Regions from separate parts of the Homo sapiens genome. Here region 2 is linked to region 1. Evidence: chromatin loops called from intact Hi-C (ENCODE). Cell type or tissue: psoas muscle. All regions are shown on one strand. Each heading gives the region's core, and the rest is flanking DNA. Links, peaks and the distances in the headings are about the cores only. Region 1 overlaps CHD2 (chromodomain helicase DNA binding protein 2). Region 2 overlaps CHD2 (chromodomain helicase DNA binding protein 2).

Region 1 (9,618 bases), core at 934-8,933:
TGAGACAGTGATAGCACTGGAGGTTTAAAGGTACTTTTGGGAAGTACTTACAAATTTCCTTCACCAATTTCAAGTAGTTCCTAATTACTAAGTGCTAGGTGTTAGAAACAAATGCTTGTTCCTCGGTGCTGAAAAGAACTAGTGCTCAAGGAATTTTCTCAGCAAGGCAATTTTACTTTCTGCAGAAAGGGTGCTTCTTGGAAGCCTAATTGTCATGAGAGCACACCGAACAAAGAAAAGCAGAGGTTTTTATCCCTGACTCATTGGGTTCTTACTGCTGCGTCCTGTCTCCATTGGCTGGAGCTGGACCGCACAATCTAGACTGATTCCGATTGGCTAAAAGCTTAAAACTTTCCTAAATAGATAAACGCGCAGTGGAAAACAAAGGAAGGGGGTTGTTTACAGGAAATTAGGAGAATAATAACATTTCCAAATAAGGAAGGGGTGTAGGCTGTAAGCTGGGAAATGCCTGGGCACGTTCGGACATGTCTGAGCAGGTTATAGTCCAGAACAAATAACCTGGTTAAAGTACAAGGACATAGAATGTACTTATTCCCTTACTATATTTAACAGCCACATAGGGCTTAACAAAGAGTTATTAGCAAAAAGCAAGGGAGCTTGAAGGAAGTTAATTTCTAAAAGAAACTGTTATTTCTAACACTTGTTATTTATTCTTTAACAAAAAGGGAAACTTTGAAGAGGAACTTTTTACTTTTCACATGCGGATCCATTAGTCCTCGAGAATTTAACAGTGAACCTATATAGATGTATTTTGCTGTCCTTACAGAACATGCAGTGTAAGAAGTACCTTTAATGCCAACCTACACACTTCTTTCCCGAAGTACCCAATTAAGTGCAAATGCTTAATGTCTTTAGTGTTTTATAGTAAAGCAAAAAATCCTTATTTAGAATTAGAAGTACAGGCCTGTGCAACATGGCAAAACCCCATCTTTACCAAAAAATACAAAAATTAGCTGGACATGGTGGCATGCTTATGTAGTCTCAGCTACTTGGGGGCTGAGGTGGGAGGATCGCTTGAGTCCAGGAGGCCAAGGTTGCAGTGAGCCATTTTCGCACCATTGCACTCCAGCCTGGGTGACAAAGTGAAACTTCACCTTAAAAAAAAAAAAAAGGACAGCTTAAAAAATATTTTTCCCCTCATTGCTGAAAGGAAGCTTTCTAGTTATAGAGATGCATTTACAGTGACTTTTTCCCAAGTGAACCATCTCCTACTTTTTATCTGATAAAATCTAGTACAATATTTAATACTCAGTTGTGAAAATTAGGTGTCTTGAGAAGATTGAGAATGTGGGTTTGATATAATGATTCTGAATTGCTTAAAAATGATTTTTCCTTTTAGAGGTTAGTGGGACCTAATTCATCTAAATGACAGTTAATAAAAGTTAGATGAACTTTAATTGTGATCTAATCCTCTCATTTTATAATTGAAGACTCTTAGGAACAAAGGTGCCGTGTACCCATCCAGAGTCACATGGTGTTTTGTGTACAGTCCTTGGCCAGCATTTTTTAGACTTTTTATTTTTTAGTTTTTTTGAGACTGAGTTTTGCTCTGTTGCCCAGGCTGGAGCGCAGTGGCATGATCTTGGCTCACTGCAACCTCCGATTCCCAGGTTCACGTGATTCTCCTGCCTCAGGCTCTTGAGTAGCTGGGATTACACGCACGCACCACCATGCCTGGCTAATTTTTGTATTTTTAGTAGAGACGGGGTTTCACCATGTTGGCCAAGCTGGTCTTGAACTCCTGACCTCAAGTGATCTGCCTGCCTTGGCCTCCCAAAGTGCTGGGATTACAGCCATGAGCCACCGTGCCTGGCCAGCATTTTTTTACTTTAAACCAAAGGAATAAAAATCAGTTGAAAAGGGCTCAAGCACCTGTTAAGCCCTGGTCACAGGAATGTTACTACATTACATAATGTGCTATTTTGGTCTGGTTCCAGAAAAACAGGTGAATCAATTCAAACCTACTGTAGTCTGTATATGTAGACAATGGCATTTTCTAGGGGCAGGAAATACTGGAGAAACTTAACTGTGCTTCCTCCTGAATAGTATTGAAAAGTGAGGGAAATAAGAAGGAAATTACTCAAAGGAATATACTACATCGTTTAAACTGTGTAGAAAATTAGGTGTACCTGAGATGTATAGGGGTATGGCTTCATCATTCTCCCTTTCCCAAGTGTGATCTTCTTTGTTTCTGTATTTTACCCTTTAAACTAGCTAGTTTGTAGAACACAGAAGGTATTTTTAGAAATTATGTCTTTTTGGTGAATTAAATGTCTTGTTTTTTGAATCAGTTAGGTTGCCTTTAACTCATAAATTACTTTTAGTTCTTTCTGATTTGCTGATTAAGCACATATTATATATACGTGCAAACTTTCAGTGTCCTTATTTTCCAGAACCTTTTTATAATGTTTGCAATCTGATGTCTTACATGTAATCCTAATTTCCTGCCAAAATGACTGTATTCTGTTTCCCAAATATATTTTCCTAACTCTGGCTGTTTCTTCAATTTTAAATGTTTTTCTTAGATATTCTTTTTCCATTAATATCCTGTTGAAATCTAGCCCATTTTGTAGAGTAGTGTTTCTCAAACTGTGGTTTTAAGGTAGTGCTTCCCAACCTTTTTGGCACTAGGGACTGGTTTCGTGGAAGACAATTTTTCCACAGGCTGGGGAGGAGGGAGGGGGATGGTTTCTGGATGATTCAAGCACATTACATTTATTGTGCACTTTATTTCTATTATTATTACATTATACTATATAATGTAGAATCAGTGGGAGCCCTGAGTTTGTTTTTCTGCAACTGGACGGTCCCATCTGGGGGTGATGGGAGACAGCAACAGATCACCAGGCATTAGGTTCTCATAAGGAGTGTGCAACGTAGATCCCTCACATGTGTAGTTCATAGTGGGGTTCATGCTCCTATGAGAATCTAATGCCGTTGCTGATCTGACAGGAGGCGGAGCTCAGGCACTAATGCCAGCAATGGGGAGCGGCTGAAAATACATATGAAGCTTCCCTCCCTCACCCGCTGCTCACCTTCTGCTGTGCAGCTGGGTTCCCGAGTGGGGAATCCTGGTCTGGTCTAAGGAATACCTGAGTCAGAATCTCCAAAGGTGTTTGTCAGCCCTTTTCCATATATTGTTTAGTATATCTAGGGTGGGGTCCACAAGTATGATCTGTAGCCTACCCCTGCTTTAGACCAAAGTGTATTTAAAACAAGCCCCATGCACCTATACATGTAGGTCTAGGAAATAGTGTGGGTGGCATTAAACAACCCAGTGGCCTGCAGTGGAATGGGGTGGGCCAGCCACAGGATTCACCAGCGGTGCTGATAGCTTTCTCTATTGATGGAGTCTAAGGTTACATGCTTGTCTTCACTTTTTACAAAGCCTGTCTTCTCTGTGATAAAAGATAGCCTATGGAAGGTGATGTGAAAAGCCTAAAGGTAAAGAGTCTGACAAGGCTGTCATAGTAATCCAAGTCTAGGTAGGCCACTTGTTATTCTGCTTTTTATGGTTTCTACTTTCTTCCTTATGTTGAAAGCTGAAGTAATTGCAGATGAGAAGAAATACATTTGAGGCTTATGAATGACACCTTGCTTGGCTGTTATTGTGAAGCATTGGTGTCGTTGCTGTTTATGCACATTCTGTGTTTTGGTGAACTAATGATTTTTTTGTTTTTATTTATTTTTTCTTTCTGCAGAAATAATAGTGTAATCCTTGCTGATGAAATGGGCCTAGGAAAGACCATCCAGACCATATCATTCCTCTCCTACCTGTTCCACCAACACCAGCTGTATGGCCCCTTTCTTATAGTCGTCCCTTTATCCACCCTCACCTCATGGCAGAGAGAGTTTGAAATCTGGGCACCAGAGATTAACGTAGTGGTTTACATAGGTGACCTGATGAGCAGAAATACGGTGTGTAAACAAAAAGAGCTGGGTTAGAATCTGTGTTATAAATGTAATTTAGAAATTCACTTAAAGCCTTCAGTAGATCATCAGTAAAATTTGTGGTTATTATTCTGATACTGTGCTGTGTTCTCAATATTAGGAGGTTTATCTATCACAAAAGTGCAACTCAGATGTTCTTTAACAAATATGCTTACTAGTTAAAAAGCAACAGCAGTATGTGAGTGGGAATCTCTTTTAGCTGGGTTGCAATATTAAATTTTTCTTCTCTCTGCCCTTTTTACTTCTAAGATTGCTTTATATGAGATAATATGGAGTTAATACTTTGTGTAATATTAATATTATTTTTGCTTTCTCAATAGACATATTACTGAAAATAATCATTCTTCGAATTTCTTAATTTCTTAAACAGTGAGGTTGCATAACTTATAAAAAAGGAATAAAAGTAAAGGAAAACAAGCTATTTTAGGACTGTAGAAATAAGAATTATCCTAAACTGTTACCAAACTTTATTTGGGCATCATGAATTTAGAACACAGTGACTTAAGTTTATCTTTGTTTAGCAGATCTTTTCTTTATAGTAACTTTTTTTAAAGCACCTACTGTGTGCTAGATGTTGCGCTGGGTGCTTTACGTATAATACCTGTAATCTTCATGATAGTCTTCAAAGCTGATGGCATTCTTTCCTGCTACTGATGAAGAATTGACTCAGAGAGTCTTAACACGCGACCCTAGCGAGCAAGAATGTGGCAGAGCTCAGATTCGGACACAGGTGTTTCTATCTAGTCTAGAGCTTTGCTCTTTCATCACTGTATATAAACTATTTCTGGGAAATTGCTTGTAATAAGAGCAAGCCATTAGCAATGTTTAAATATTTGAGTTGCATGTTGTAACCATATATTTTCATACAAATTCAAATTTATTTTTGGTAAATACTTTCATTAAAATTGTGTAACTTAAACACTGGCTGATTTCATTGGCCTAATTTTGAGTTTCTAAGAATATAGTTTTAGCTTTGTTAAATCATTAGTTAACCGTTAAAGACGAAAAAAGAGAAATTTATAGGTTTACAAAATAGCGTAAAGCACTACATTCCAAAAATGATTGCAAACAAAGAAAATGAACTCTAAAAAATTGTAGTCAGAGAAGTTTTCCTTGCTATCTCCAGTTCTCCTTTTCTTTGTTCTTTTTACCCCCACTTGGGGGCGATCACCTGCAGGCACTTACTGTCTTGTTCTCCAGTTCCTAACTTGACAGCCAAACTGCAAGAGCGTTGTCATGAGTCTTCGTGCTTGCTGAGTGTCCAGTTATACTTCAGTATGAATGTACTCATCTTTGTGTTCTTTTACATTGACGTTATTATACGTATTGCATTATATTTTCATCTTACAAGCCTCCCTTTTTGTTGGGGGACATATCTCTTTGGTCTATGGTTGATGAAGTTCCAAAGGTTGGAATTTGTTTTACTTGTTAATATATGTATTTTCCTATTCAAAAAGTAAATAAATTGCATTTTTAAAAGAAATTTCTAAGGATCTGGGAGATCCCTTGTTGAGTTCCAATCACCAGGGTTCAGTAGCTGATGAAGTGCATTTTCTTCAGTAGATGTATTTCTGGGGGCCAGTTTCTTCTGATTCTGGCAATAAAGCTTTTGCTGTTCGGTGGTCAGTGTTTTAATTCTAACTCTTACTGCTTTATAGTTTGGTTGCTTAGGTCATTTTAGAATGTGAGATATTCATTGAATTCTAATCAGATTTATTTTTTATTTGGCATGTTTCTATTACATCAATCACAAAACTTATGTGATATAGAAAGGTAGAAGTAGAAATTATGTCTTAATTATGTTTTTTTCTTATAGATACGGGAATATGAATGGATTCATTCCCAAACCAAAAGATTGAAGTTCAACGCACTTATAACAACATATGAGATCCTCTTGAAAGATAAGGTGTGTAATTAATATCTAAAAGGCTAAATCTTTTCCAGTGCGACTTGTCCAGATGGTAGGGTCTGTTACTGTTCTGTGGAGCATGTTAGAAATAAATACTTGAAAGTTAAAAATAAAAAACAAATGGTAGGGTCTGTACCTCCTACTTGCCATGTTACTTTTCTTCTCTTATTTCAAAAAGCAAGCAAATGAACAACCAGAAAAATTACTTTTCAAAGGATATTAACGTTATAAATAGAAAACAGAACCCTATAGATGAGGGGACCTTAGGTCACCAAGTCCAGTTGAATTAAACAGAATGAAAGGGTATTGAATAGGTCAGTAACTTACCTGAGATTATTGTCAGTCATTGGATGCCATCTCAGGTATTTCCCTTGAATGTCATCTTAGGCATTTCCTATTGTATCATTGTTAAGGCATTTCTCCAGAAAAGATGATGTGAATGGTCTTTGTGAGGAGGACAAAAATAAGAAGCTCTTTAAATACCGCCTTTCTGCTAAGAAATATATGTGGTAGGTAGATCCCATTGGTATTAAGTGCAAACAAGTTGAGTTTGGTGGCTCTTGGTGTTTGTGTGCTTCAGGGTTGGGGTGGAGAATAGGCAAGAGAAGGACCATAATTAAGGGGAGAATACAGAATCATATGGTTTTTTTGTTTTATTTTTGCCCAGCATAGCAATTTTTGTGTTCTTGCTGTGGGGCATGCAGTAATAGCTGGTATAAGAGGCCCACCTATACCTTTTAGATGATGATACTCTCTTTTGAATAGCTACCAATCTGGCAACTAACAGAATAAACAGAAGAGGCCTAATATATATTGTCAGTGAAGAATAAATGTGTCAATTTATACCTTTGTAATGGTATTTATACAGAGATAATTAACACTTGAAAGCACTTGTGGGTTCCCTTCTGACCTGGTGGCTCGTTCTGTTTTGTTTTTACTTTAGACTGTGCTGGGCAGTATTAACTGGGCCTTTCTGGGAGTGGATGAAGCCCATCGGTTGAAGAATGATGACTCTTTATTGTATAAAACTCTGATTGATTTCAAGTCCAACCATAGGCTCCTGATTACGGGGACCCCTCTTCAGAATTCCCTCAAAGAGCTCTGGTCCTTGCTGCACTTTATTATGCCGGAGAAGTAAGCTCCTTCCTGTGTATTTCAAAAGATGCTAGAATGTCTGAAATGCCAATGCTTTTTAACTTTCTTAGTAGACCTTAGGGAAAACAGATGGCATGGTTTGGGGAAAGCAAAGCGTCAAATGGAGGCAGGGATGGCGGTAGTAAAATGTTTCATAATCAATGAAAGAAGGCACAGAAATTAGCCTGTTAAGGAGGAAAGCAGTATTGTCTGCTGAAAGGCTGAATTAGTTAATGCACTTGGGAAATAATTGTTAAATAGATAACATCAGACCTTTTCACTGTTGGTATAAGATAATCAATATAAGTAAAATGAAATATACAAGGTACACAAGCACTGAAAAGTATGTTATACTCAAATATCTGATAACCGAAGCATCAATTTTACATCTTATTCACGTATTATTAAAGAACTATGGAATGTGTTTATTGAAAAGATTTTTATGGGAGAGATGATATGCACATTTCATAAAACTTAAAATTATCCAATGGTATTCAGCGATACTTAGAATAACATCTATATTCATTAATTTGGAGGACTCCACTCAGTCTGGCCCCTTGACAATAGTCTGATTCCTCTCATCCACTTTCTCCATTACTCATTATGCTTCAGCCATTCTGGCTATCTTTCTGTCCCTTAAACATGCCAAGCCATTACTATTCCTTCTTGACTAGAATTATATTTCTTCTTGTCTTCACATGGCCAACCACCTTAATGTTTCAGCTCATCTTAAACGACCACCTCCTTTCAGAAATCTTTTGCAGATTGCCTAACCTAAAGTAGCCCTTTAGACATCTTATCCCTAACCTGTTTTAGTGTCTATATAGCATCTCTTTTTACATTTATGTTCTCATTCATCTCATGTCATTAAATTATGTATGAAAATCGCAGGGATTTTGTTTGCTTGATTCATTGCTGGTTCCCATTGTCTAGAATAGCACCTGGTGCACAGTAAACAATTCAGTTAATAGTTGTTCAGTTGATAGATATATGCTCTACAATCTTTTTTTTTTTAATTCAGGATTAAATTTTATTTTTTACTTTTATTTTTATTTTTAAATTTTAAATTTAAATTTGTTTAGTAACTTTATAGTTTGCAACCATCATCATTGTCCAGTTTTGGAACATTTTCCTCATCCCAAAAAGTTCCCCCTTGCTTGTTTGCAGTTAACCTCTGCTTCCACATATAGCCTTAGGCAACCAGTAATCAGCTTTTGTCTCTAGAGATTTACCTTTTCTAGAAGTTTTATATAAGTGGAATCCTAATATGTAGGCTTTTGTTTCCGGCTTCCTTCACTTAGCATATTTTTTTTGAGATTCATTCATGTCAGAGTCTGTCAGTAGGTGTTCTCTTTCATTGGGTAATATTTCATTGCATCCAGTTACCGGTTGATGGACATTTGGATTGCTTTGTTTTGGGGTTATTATATCTTTGTGTGGACATATGTTTTTCTTTCTCTTGCTTAGAGACTTAGGAATAGAATTGCTGGATTGTTTGGAAAGTTTATGTTTAACATTTTAGAAACTACCACGCTGTTTTCTAAAGTGACTACCATTGTGCAGTCCTACCAAAAATGTTTGAAGGTTCTAGTTTCCCTGCGTCATCACCAGGACTTGGTGCATTGTCAGTCTTTTTGATTCTAGCCGTTCTGGCGAATGTGTGTCATTGTGGTTTTGACTTGCATTTCCCTAATGACTAATGATGTTGAACGTCTTTTCATGTGTTCATTAGCCATTTGTATGTCTTTGGTGAAATTTCTATTCAAATGTTTTGGCATTTTAACTCAGGCGTCGTGTTCCGTCATTGGAACTCTAAGCATGTGGGAATTATTTATATCCTACTGCTCAAGGTCATTGCCAAGGTCTGATTGCAAAAAATTCAAAAAATTGCAACCTCTATCATAAATGGGTTAAAAAAATTGGATTGTTTGTCTTATTATGAGTTGAAGAGGTTTTTTATTTCTTTTAAAAAAATTCTAAAGACAAGTGCTTTATCAGTACAGTCCCCAACTTTCTATAGTTTGATGTAAAATGTTTTGACTTTTCAGTGGTATGAAAGCAATACACTTTCAGTAGAAAGTATACTTTGAATGAACACAACCATTCTGTTTTTCATTTTCAGTGTAATATTCGATAAATTACATGAGATATTCAACTCTTTATTATAAAGTTGGCTTTGCGTTAGGTGATTTTGCTCAATATCCTCATGATAAGCGTTCTGAGCACATTCAGGGTAGGCTACGGTGTGATGTTCTGTAGGTTAAGTGCATTAAATGCATTTTTGATTTAACAATGTTTTAAACTTACGATGGGTTTCTCAGGACATAACCCTGTTGTAAGTTGAGGAGCATCTGTATATAATTTGAACATATTTTATCCCAATCTGTGGCTTCTTTTCACTTTTTGAATGTTGTCTTTCAAAGAGAAAAAGTTATTGATTTTGATGAAGTTTAATTTATGGATTTCTTTGTATGGATTGTGCTTTAGATATCATATCTGACACAGATTTGCCTAACCTATGGACACGAAGACTTGCTTCTTTATTTCCTTCTAGAAGTTCTAGCTTTTGTATTAAGTCAGAGTTACATTTTGTTTATAGTGTG
Region 2 (9,618 bases), core at 1,357-9,356, 63 kb after region 1:
AATTCAGTCCTAATTCATACAAACAAATACCAATTCCACAGAAAAATCTCTTAATTTTTGTTTTTCCATGGGGAGATGATCACAGAATCATGGGTTATTGCTGGTGCTAATAGTCAAACAATAAGACCAGATGGGTGAAATAGCCAATGTATTGGAGCCTAACATGGTTGAAATTCTGACAAAGAGTGTTTACCCTGTGTTTTTAGGTCCTAAAATCATTTGTTCACCAGGTTTTTTCTTCCATTTGCATTTTTCTTCTGTACATGTCAGTAGCTTATAAATGTGGCTCCTAGGAAGTAATAGGGTGGTGGGCAGAAAATACTTTTTCTCTTCTTTTCTGGACCATCTATTTGGTGTCCTTCCAGCTTTTGTATGGAAGGGGTCCTGCTACTCACTTGTGAGAGGTGCTCAGAAGTTGCCTCTCCTTTGGAATAGGGGGATGGGTGCAGAAGTGACATGGAGGAGGCTGCAGAGGCAGTGCTCCTTGTGTGGGTGTGCCCATTTGCAGATCTGCTGACTTGCCACATGGGCTGTACCCAAGTTGGACATTGAGTTCAATCTGTGAGCATTAAATACCACCTCCACTAATGCGTCAGCTCCATGAAGACAGAGATTTTATGTCTCTCATCTACTGCTGTGTTCTCAGCACATAGAATGGAATAGAATGGTGCTGGGGACAGGGAAGCACTCAGGAGTATTTGTTATGCTGTGCCCAGTGCTGTGTTGGCCTGTGAAGCAGCACCCTCAAGTAGTTGATGATTTAATTTTACATGGAAGAATATGTTATAGCAGTAACATACAGGAATCATATACTAATAAGCATTATAAAAAGTCTATAAATGGATAGTCCGGAAAGGCCCCAGGAGGGAATGAAATAGTTAGGAAAGGCCCTTTAGAAGGGAGTGAAAATTAGGAAGAGGGTCTGAAGTTGGACACATAATCATGAAAGACTTCATTCATTTAGGGATCAGAATGAATAACAAAACAGTATAAGCTGAATAACAAAAACAGTGGTATCCTACTAGTGGGAGTATACATTGTCACAACCTTTCTGGAGGAGAATTCAGCAAGATTTATTAAAAGACTAAAGCATGCAGTTTTGCTTCCAGGAATTTAGTTTTGAGAAGGAGATAGAGATTTAAACATGTTTATAATGGAAATGGCTTGGAAGCCCAACAGTAAGAAATACATTCAATGTGGCTAGGCGCGGTGGCTCGTGCCTGTAATCCCAGCACTTTGGGAGGCTGAGGCGGGTGGATCACTTGAGGCCGAGAGTTCGAGACCAGCCTGGCCAACGTGATGAAGCCTCATCTCTACATAAACTACAAATATTAGCTGGGTGTGGTGGCACATGCCTGTAGCCCCAGCCCCTCAGGAGGCTGAAGTGGGAGGATCGCATGAGACCAGGAGGTGGAGGTAGCAGTGAGCTGAGATGGCATCACTGAATGCCTGCGACAGAGTGAGACTCTGTCTCAAAAAAAAAAAAAAAAAAAAAAAAAAAATACAGAAAACAAAAACATTCAGTAGTTCATGATATATCCATATTGGGGAGTATTAATCAGTTATTAAACATAATATTGTAGAAATAAGTATTTACATGGAAAGATTTTCACAATACATGAAGTGAAAAATGAATACCAAATATTTTTGTTTAAAATATAACTACAAAAAAAAGCTTAGAAAAATACGTGCCAAATTATTAACAGTAATTCCCTTGCTGGTTAGGATTTGGGTCACTTTATTTTTTTTATTGTGTGATTTTTTTTATATCAAACATTTGACTTGTGTGATAAGGAGTAATGTTACTCCAACATTCAGATATTTAGCTTGATGACTTGGGCATAGGAGTTAGTTCCCACTGGACAGTCGAGGGTTGTTTGTTGTGGTTAGCCTTGGAAAGTTGGTAGTCTTGGTTTTACATGGTCCAGGATGATCCTCTGAGAGTGCCGCCAGCCTGGGCGCCTACACCATACCCTGTACAGTGACATCTAGCAGTCTATGCATGTGTTCTTGCAGGTACTTAGCAGTAATGGTCAAACTCAGCATAAATTCCACTGAGTTCCCCCAGCAAATAGCCTAACAGTGGAATTTATGAGCCTTTTTTTTGTTAGGAGGTAGTAAACGCCAGTTCAGAAGTTTAAGAAGGACAAGAAGGAGCTGTTTAGAGGTGATAGCCTTTATTCTTCTCTGGGGAATTAAGCCTGGGATCTTGAGCTTCTTTGGTTTCCTTTTACTCTTTAGGAGCAAAAGAAGAAAGACGACGTGACTGGGGGTAAGAAACCATTTCGTCCAGAGGCCTCAGGCTCCAGCCGGGACTCTCTGATATCTCAGTCCCATACCTCACACAACCTTCACCCTCAGAAGCCTCATTTGCCTGCCTCCCATGGCCCACAGATGCATGGACACCCAAGAGATAACTACAATCACCCCAACAAGAGACACTTCAGTAATGCAGGTAGGTCATTAAGTGGAGTTTTTAAAAGAGGTGCCAAAAGATAAAAAATTCACACAGCCGTTTCATTTTCCAAAGACACTGGCTAGACTTCTGTGCTTTATTATCTTCTAACACTTTATTGTCCTCTCTTTTCTTAATGAGAGAAAGCATGAAATAAAGATCCCCCAATTTTTTTTTTTGTTTGTTTGAGACTGAGTCTTGCTCTGTCACCCAGGCTGGAGTGCAGTGGCACAATCTCGGCTCACTGCAACCTCCACCTCCTGGGTTCAGGCGATTCTCGTCCCTCAGCCTCCCGAGTAGCTGGGATTACAGATGTGCACCACCACGCTGAGCTAATTTTTAAATTTTTAGTAGAGACAGGGTTTTGCCATGTTGGCCAGGCTGGTCTCAAACTCCCGGCGCCATGTGATCTGCCCACCTCAGCCTCCCAAAATGTTGGGATTACAGGTGTGAACCACTGCGTCTGGCCCCCAGGACTATTATTTCAACTTCCGATTAAGAAGAACCCAGCTAACATGAACAAACGAAAAAGACTGAGGGAGAAGTTTACATTCTGTATGACAGTGAAATGGTTAAAACTGCTAATCTTGAAAGAGCTCTTGTAAATTGAGAACAAAACAATAACTGAATAGAAAAATGGGCAATCAACAGAGTGAAGAGACAGTTTATGTAAGGGGAGAAAATATTACCAACCGTACATCTGATAAGGGGATAATATCCAAACTGTGTAAGGAACTCAGCTCCTTATGTAGCAGGAAGGCAAATGCTCGATTAAAAAGTGGGTAAAGGACCTGAATAGACATTTCTCAAAAGAAGACATACAGATTGCCAACAGGTATATGAAAAAATGCTCAGCATGACTGATCATCAGGGAAATGCAAATTAAAAGCACGATGAGATATCACTTCACACTTGTTAGGATGGCTAGTACCAAAAAGTCAAAAGATAAGGGTTGCCAAGGATGTGGAGGAAAGGGAACCCAGCGCATTGTTGCTGGGAATGTAAGTTAGTGCAGCCATTATGGAAAACAATGCAGAGATGCCTCAAAAAAATCACAAACAGAACTACCATATGATGCAGCAGTCCCTTTACCAGGTATATATTCAACGAAAATGAAATCAGTTATGTTGAAGAAATGCCTGCACTTACATATTCATTGCAGCATTATTTACGATAGCCAAGATACGTAATCATCCTAAGTGCCCATCAGCAGGTGAGTGGATAAAGAAAATGTGTATATACACAATCGAATAGTATTCAGCTTTAAAAAGAAGGAAATCCTGTCGTTCGCAACAACATGGTTGAATCTGGAGGGCATTTATGTTAAGTGAAATAAGTGAGGCACAGAAAGAGAAAAACTGCATATTCTCACTTACGTATGGAATCTGAAAAAGTCAAACTCATAGAAGCAGGGAGTAGAACAGTAGTTACCAGGGTCGGAGGGCAGGGGAGAATTGGGAAGATATTAACAACGGAGATAAAATTTCAGTTAGATATGAGGAATAAGTTGAGAAATCTGTTGTACAGCATGGTGACTGTAGTTAATAACAATGTATTATATAAGTGAGGTAGTGCATATGTTAATTAGGCTGATTGAGCCATTCCATAATGTATATGTATTTTAAAACATTGCATTGTAATCAATAAATACATACAATTTTTAATTGTCTATTAAAAAATTTGTACAGTCTGGGCAACATAGACTCAGTCTCTACAAAAGTGTGAAAATTAGCTAGGCGTAGTGGCGTAGTAGTCCCAGCTACTTGGGAGGCTGAGGTGGGAGAATTTCTTAGGCCTGGGAGGTGGAGGTTGCGGTGAGCCAGGATTGCACCACTGCGCTCCAGTCTGGGCAATAGAGTGAGACCGTCTCAAAAAAAAAAAAAAATTGCAGTTTTGAAACAAAACTCAAAGGAATCCAGATTGAATTAAAATTTTGGAAATTTGATTAGAAAAAAACTCTGTGGAGCTTATCCATTGTTTTAAAACAAAATGAGCAAAAGTTATGAATTAGACAGTTCATGTAAAAGAGAAAATTCAAATGGCCAATATGACGAGATGACCAACCTTGCTACTAGGAAAATATAAATTAAAGCAACAATAGGTTAATCAATTTTTTTACCCATTCAGATCATCAAAAATTAAAAAGGGAAATACACACCGATTGCTAAGAGTGTGAATTGCTATAATCTTTGCAGAAAATAATCTGAAAACCCACTCTGCGGGTTGTCTGTTCCTCCAGCAGTGGTCCCTGCCTGGGAAAGACCCAGATCCTTAGCCTGTTGCAGGTGCTCAGGATCACTGATCTCTTCAGTGGTGACAGAAGTCATCTCTTAACTCTTTGAGGTTTTCTGCTCTGTGGAATCTTAGTCCTTCTAGTCCTCATTGCTTTAGCTGCTCTTTGATGCCTTTAAACACTTCTTTCTTTTTTTGGGAGATGGAGCCTCGCTCTGTCACCCAGGCTGGAGTGTAGCGGCGGCACGATCTTGGCTCACTGCAACCTCCACCTCCCGGGTTCAAGCGATTCTCCTGCCTCAACCTCCCAAGTAGCTGGGATTACAGGCACACACCACCATGCCGGGCTAATTTTTTTTTTTTTTTTTTTTTTTTTTTGTATTTTTGTACAGACAGGGTCTCACCATGTTGGCCAAGGTGGTCTTGAACTCCTGACCTCAGGTGATCCATTCGCCTCAGCCTCCCAAAGTGTTGGGATAACAGGCGTGAGCCACTGCGCCTGGCCTAAACGCATTCTTTTTAATCTTCCCTTTCTCATTGTTTTTGGCAGGATGTAATTCTGCTACAAGCTACCCTGCCTGGAAGCATTACGTTCTATGTTCTGTAATCTTAAAAATCTGAGTTCAAAATTATTTCATCACCATTTTGTTGAGGGAAAGAAAGCTAATGATTTTGCAGAATGATTGGGAAATGTTTCCCTGTTCTTAGATGTAGTTGCATCAGTTATACTGGCTTTTTTCTAGTATTAGGCTGTTTTTGTGTTTTGTATACGATGTCACTTATTTTATATTCTGAATCCTTTACAATAACTTCTTACTAAATACATTCTTTTATTTAAACCTTGGATTCCTCACCCATCTTTTTAATAGCTCAATACTTTGTAACCTGTGATTTACCTCACAGAGGGTTTAAGAAGAAAGAAAATCTCTTTGATTTACTCCAGAAAAAATGAACTAGCTTGAGTTTTAAGCACCTCTACAAAACCACAGACATTGACACCCTGTTAGAAATCTCACTTTCCATTTGATATGAAGCCATCCTCAAGTGATCCTTCGCATATTTAGAAGGTGTCTCTTTTTGTTGTTATTTGTTAATTCTTAGGGTGAATAGTCAAAAGTTTTTTACTTTGTGGTGCTCTCATCTGATCTACCCAGGTCAGCCATGAATTTAAGCCACTGGTGGACTGTACATCATATTAATGCTATCAGTTTCTGAGCTCAGCACTTCCTTAATGGTGTTGTTCTTCAGCTCTGTAGAAAAAAGCTGGAAGGCCAGTAAAATGAGTAGAGACACTTATTTGGTGGCATGTCTTTGATCTTCACATAATTATAGACAGAAGATGGATTTTTCCATGAGGTCATAGGTTCCTTTTGGTTAGTCCTCTGTATTAGTTTCCTAGGGCTGTATATAACAAAGTATCACAGACTAGGTGGCTTCAAACATCAAACATTTATTTTCTCACATTTCTGGAGACCAGGAAGTCTGATATCAAGGTGTCAGCAGGGTTGGTTCCTTCTGGAGGCTCCGAGGGAAAAGCTGTTCCATGCCTCTCTTCTGCCTTCTGGTGGCTGCCAGCAGTTCTTGGCGTTCTTGACTCACGCCGATTTCTGCCTCCATCTTTGCATAGCCTTCTCCTATGCATAGCCTGTCATAGCTCCCTCTGCCTTTATTTTGAAAGGATGCCTGTCCTGGAATTTGTAGCCCAACCTAAATTCAGGATGATGTCATCTAGAGATTTTTAACTTAATTACATCTGCAAAGACCTAGGTAAAATCACACTCACAGGCTCTGGGTGGACATGACATTTTGGTAGCCACAGTTTAACTCTCCATCCCTGGACTTCTGTGTCTTCACTACATTTTCTGATTCAAGTGAGTATGATTCTTTTCCTTAGGAGAAAAGGAAGGCTACAGAAGTTAAAAGGATTGTAGTTTGGCCTTAATCCGTAAGAGACAGAGCACTGATCCAAGCTCAAAGTTAGAGAAATTACTTTTTTATAGGAGGAGGTCCATTTTTGTGTGTGTGTGCAGAATAGGGAAGAATAATAGAATCGGTGAGTGTAGTCTGGAGAGATTTTCAGAGACCAGGCACAGCAGGTACCAGCAGGTGAAATAAACGTTAGATGTGTAACCGGAGGATATTACTCGCAGCTGTGAAACTCAGCGGTATCATTTTCTGAATTAGTTTGGTTTTGTTGTTAAGAGTCTGCCACAGATTGGAAGGTTAAACAGGTATGGAGAGTGAAAAGCGGTAGTTGTTAAGATTTCAGAAGGAGAGGAGTAGTAAATTTTGCCTTAAAATTTTGTTGGAAAGAATGTTTAGGAGTCATTACTGATACGTTAGCCAGCAGCAACAAGACCAAGAAGAAAGAAATTTAATGTCTGTTTGTAACATGTGTCAGGCTTTCAGTTTGAACTTCAGCAAAGTAGTGCTTACTTCAGCAGCATACCTACAAGAATTGGAACAATACAGAGAAGATTGGTGTGGAAGAAAACAAAAATAAAAAATAAGGCTGGGCGTGGTGGCTCACAGCTGTAATCCCAGCACCTTGGGAAGCTGAGGCGGGCGGATCACCTGAGGTCAGGAGTTTGAGACCAGCCTAGCCAACATGGTGAAACCCTGTCTCTACTAAAAATTCAAAAATTGGGCAGGCATGGTGGCGGGTGCCTGTAGTCCCATCTACTTGGGAGGCTGAGGCACGAGAATCGCTTGACCCAAGAGATGGAGATTGCAGTGATCTAAGATCGTGCCACTGCACTCCAGCCTGGGCAAACAGAGCACGACTCCATCTCCAAAAAAAAAAAAATTGTAGTGAAAGTGAAATTCATCCATTTCTTGCAGTCATCAGATCATTCTTTCTTTTCCTGCAGATCGAGGAGACTGGCAGAGGGAAAGAAAGTTCAACTATGGTGGTGGCAACAACAATCCACCATGGGGAAGCGACAGGCACCATCAGTATGAGCAGCACTGGTACAAGGACCACCATTATGGGGACCGGCGACATATGGATGCCCACCGTTCCGGAAGCTATCGACCCAACAACATGTCCAGAAAGAGGCCTTATGACCAGTACAGCAGTGACCGAGACCACCGGGGACACAGAGATTATTATGACAGGTATGCAAAAGGCTGTGAGACACCAGGTGCCAACCTTTGCCAGGAGCTGTTTCTAGGGAGAAAGTGACGTATACATGAATGTATTTATCTATCAAATTACTGAAGATCTCATCATGCATGTGTCAGCCACAGCGAATCCCATGTCTTGGTTATAGGTTTTATGTTTTGTTTTGTGGGTCATAGGGAGCACATTTCACCTGTGCAGGAAAAGAGTTTTCTGCCGTCTTTTGAGGAAATCTAGTGAAGAGGTCGCCATAAAATATTAGAGTCAACAACCAAAATTATTAAGCTCTGTGCGAGGCTGTCAGCCACACTAGGTATCAGGGATCCCGAGATGGGTACCAGCCCACAGTCCTTACCTGCCACGAGCCCATAATTGAAGAGTCAAAGTCTTCTGAAGCTGCACCCTCTTTACTTCAGTACAATGCCACCAGTAGTACGATGAGCCGAAGCTTTACATTGTGAGAGTAGCAAGTCCAGGGAGAGCTAAAGAGGTTTTATCTGTATTTCCTAATTTCAAATCTTGGATAATTTAACCTCATAGCAGCTTTGGTTTTCCCTGGGCTGATGATGTGCGTCATTTGCACTGTACCTTGAATTTACAGTGGGAAAATTTCATATAAACGTGTCAAAGTCGTGCTTTGTTTTTGGAAGATCTGGTAACAGCAGCCCGCATTAGCAGAGAGCTGTAGCTGAGTAGCTGCCACCTCGTTGGGAGACTGCCCCTCGCTCCCACCCTTCTCTATTGTCTGGACCCAGTGGGCATCTTGCCCTGCGTTCTTCTAGTAGGTCTGTATTTCTATTTGATGTCACTTTCCTTTTGCCTGAAGGACTTTTTCTGCTGGTGATAAACTCTTTCAGTGTTTGTATATATGCCTGAAAAAGTATTTTGCCTTCATTTTTGAAAGTAGTTTTTGCTGAGTGTATACATTTTTGGCTTTACAGTTTCTTTCAGTGCTTTAAAGATGTACCTCTGCTATTTACTTGCATTGTTTTGTGATGAAAAATCTGTCATCCTTATCTTTGTTCCTCTTTACATAATGTTCCTTTTAAAAAAAATCACTGATTATGATGTGCCTTGGTGTATTTTTCCTTGGTTTCTTGTGCTTGGAAATTTTTGAACTTCTTGGATCTGTGGGTTTATTGTTTCCATAAAATTTGGAAATTTTTACAATCTTCTTCAAATATTTTTTCTGATCCCCCACTCTCTCTTCTTCTTTGGAGATTCTCATTACACCTATATTAGCTTGCTTGAAGTTGTCTCACAGCTCACTTGTATTCTGTTGACTTTTAAAAAATTATGCTTTCTGTTTCACTGTGGATAGTTTCTATTGCTACCTCTTCAAGTTCACTAATACTTTCCTTTTCAATGTCAAGACTGCTGTGAGGCCCATCCAGTGTACTTTGCATTTTATACATTGTAGTTCTAAAAGTTCGGAAAGTTGTTTTTGGGTCTTTTTATATATGTTCTGTGTCTAACCTTTTAAAACCTGGAACACAGATATAACAATGGTTTTGATGTCCTTGTCTGCGAATCTTATCACTTGGGTCAGTTTCAGTTGATACCTCCTCACTGTGGGTCTTGCTCCCCTGGTGCTTTCTGTGCCTAGTAATTTTTGTCAGATGCCAGATGTAACATTTACCTTGTTGGGTGCTGGATATTTCTGTATTCCTGTAAGTATTCTGGAGCTTTGTTATGAGTTGCAGGTTATTTGGAAGCAGTTTCCTTTTTCAGGTCTTGCTGTTAAGATTCGTTAGGTAGAACCAGAGCAGTGCTCAGTCAAGGGCTAATGATTGCCCACCCCCAAGGTAAA

What was found. Peaks named below come from ENCODE experiments on the same cell type or tissue, not always from the same donor. Only the 100,000 strongest peaks of a DNase experiment are listed, where the experiment ranks them.
Region 2: it touches region 1 in a loop (2.0-fold over the local background); 22 of 110 quality-filtered maps call a loop at or near these places.

What each region holds. Positions count from the first base shown.
Region 1 is chr15:92,949,635-92,959,252 of GRCh38, forward strand. It overlaps CHD2 (chromodomain helicase DNA binding protein 2), which reads left to right. Exons shown (of 39, transcript NM_001271.4): 14 at 3,723-3,939; 15 at 5,789-5,878; 16 at 6,825-7,015. Among named protein-coding and RNA genes, the nearest start is that of MIR3175, 50 kb to the left of the region's middle. RefSeq lists an enhancer at 55-1,254. In psoas muscle, for the core only: a CTCF peak has its summit at 5,134 (motif pointing right); no DNase peak of the experiment used is centred there; H3K27ac peaks cover 3,055 bases.
Region 2 is chr15:93,012,455-93,022,072 of GRCh38, forward strand. It overlaps CHD2 (chromodomain helicase DNA binding protein 2), which reads left to right. Exons shown (of 39, transcript NM_001271.4): 37 at 2,242-2,455; 38 at 7,558-7,804. Among named protein-coding and RNA genes, the nearest start is that of RGMA, 72 kb to the right of the region's middle. In psoas muscle, for the core only: a CTCF peak has its summit at 6,267 (motif pointing left); no DNase peak of the experiment used is centred there; H3K27ac peaks cover 1,577 bases.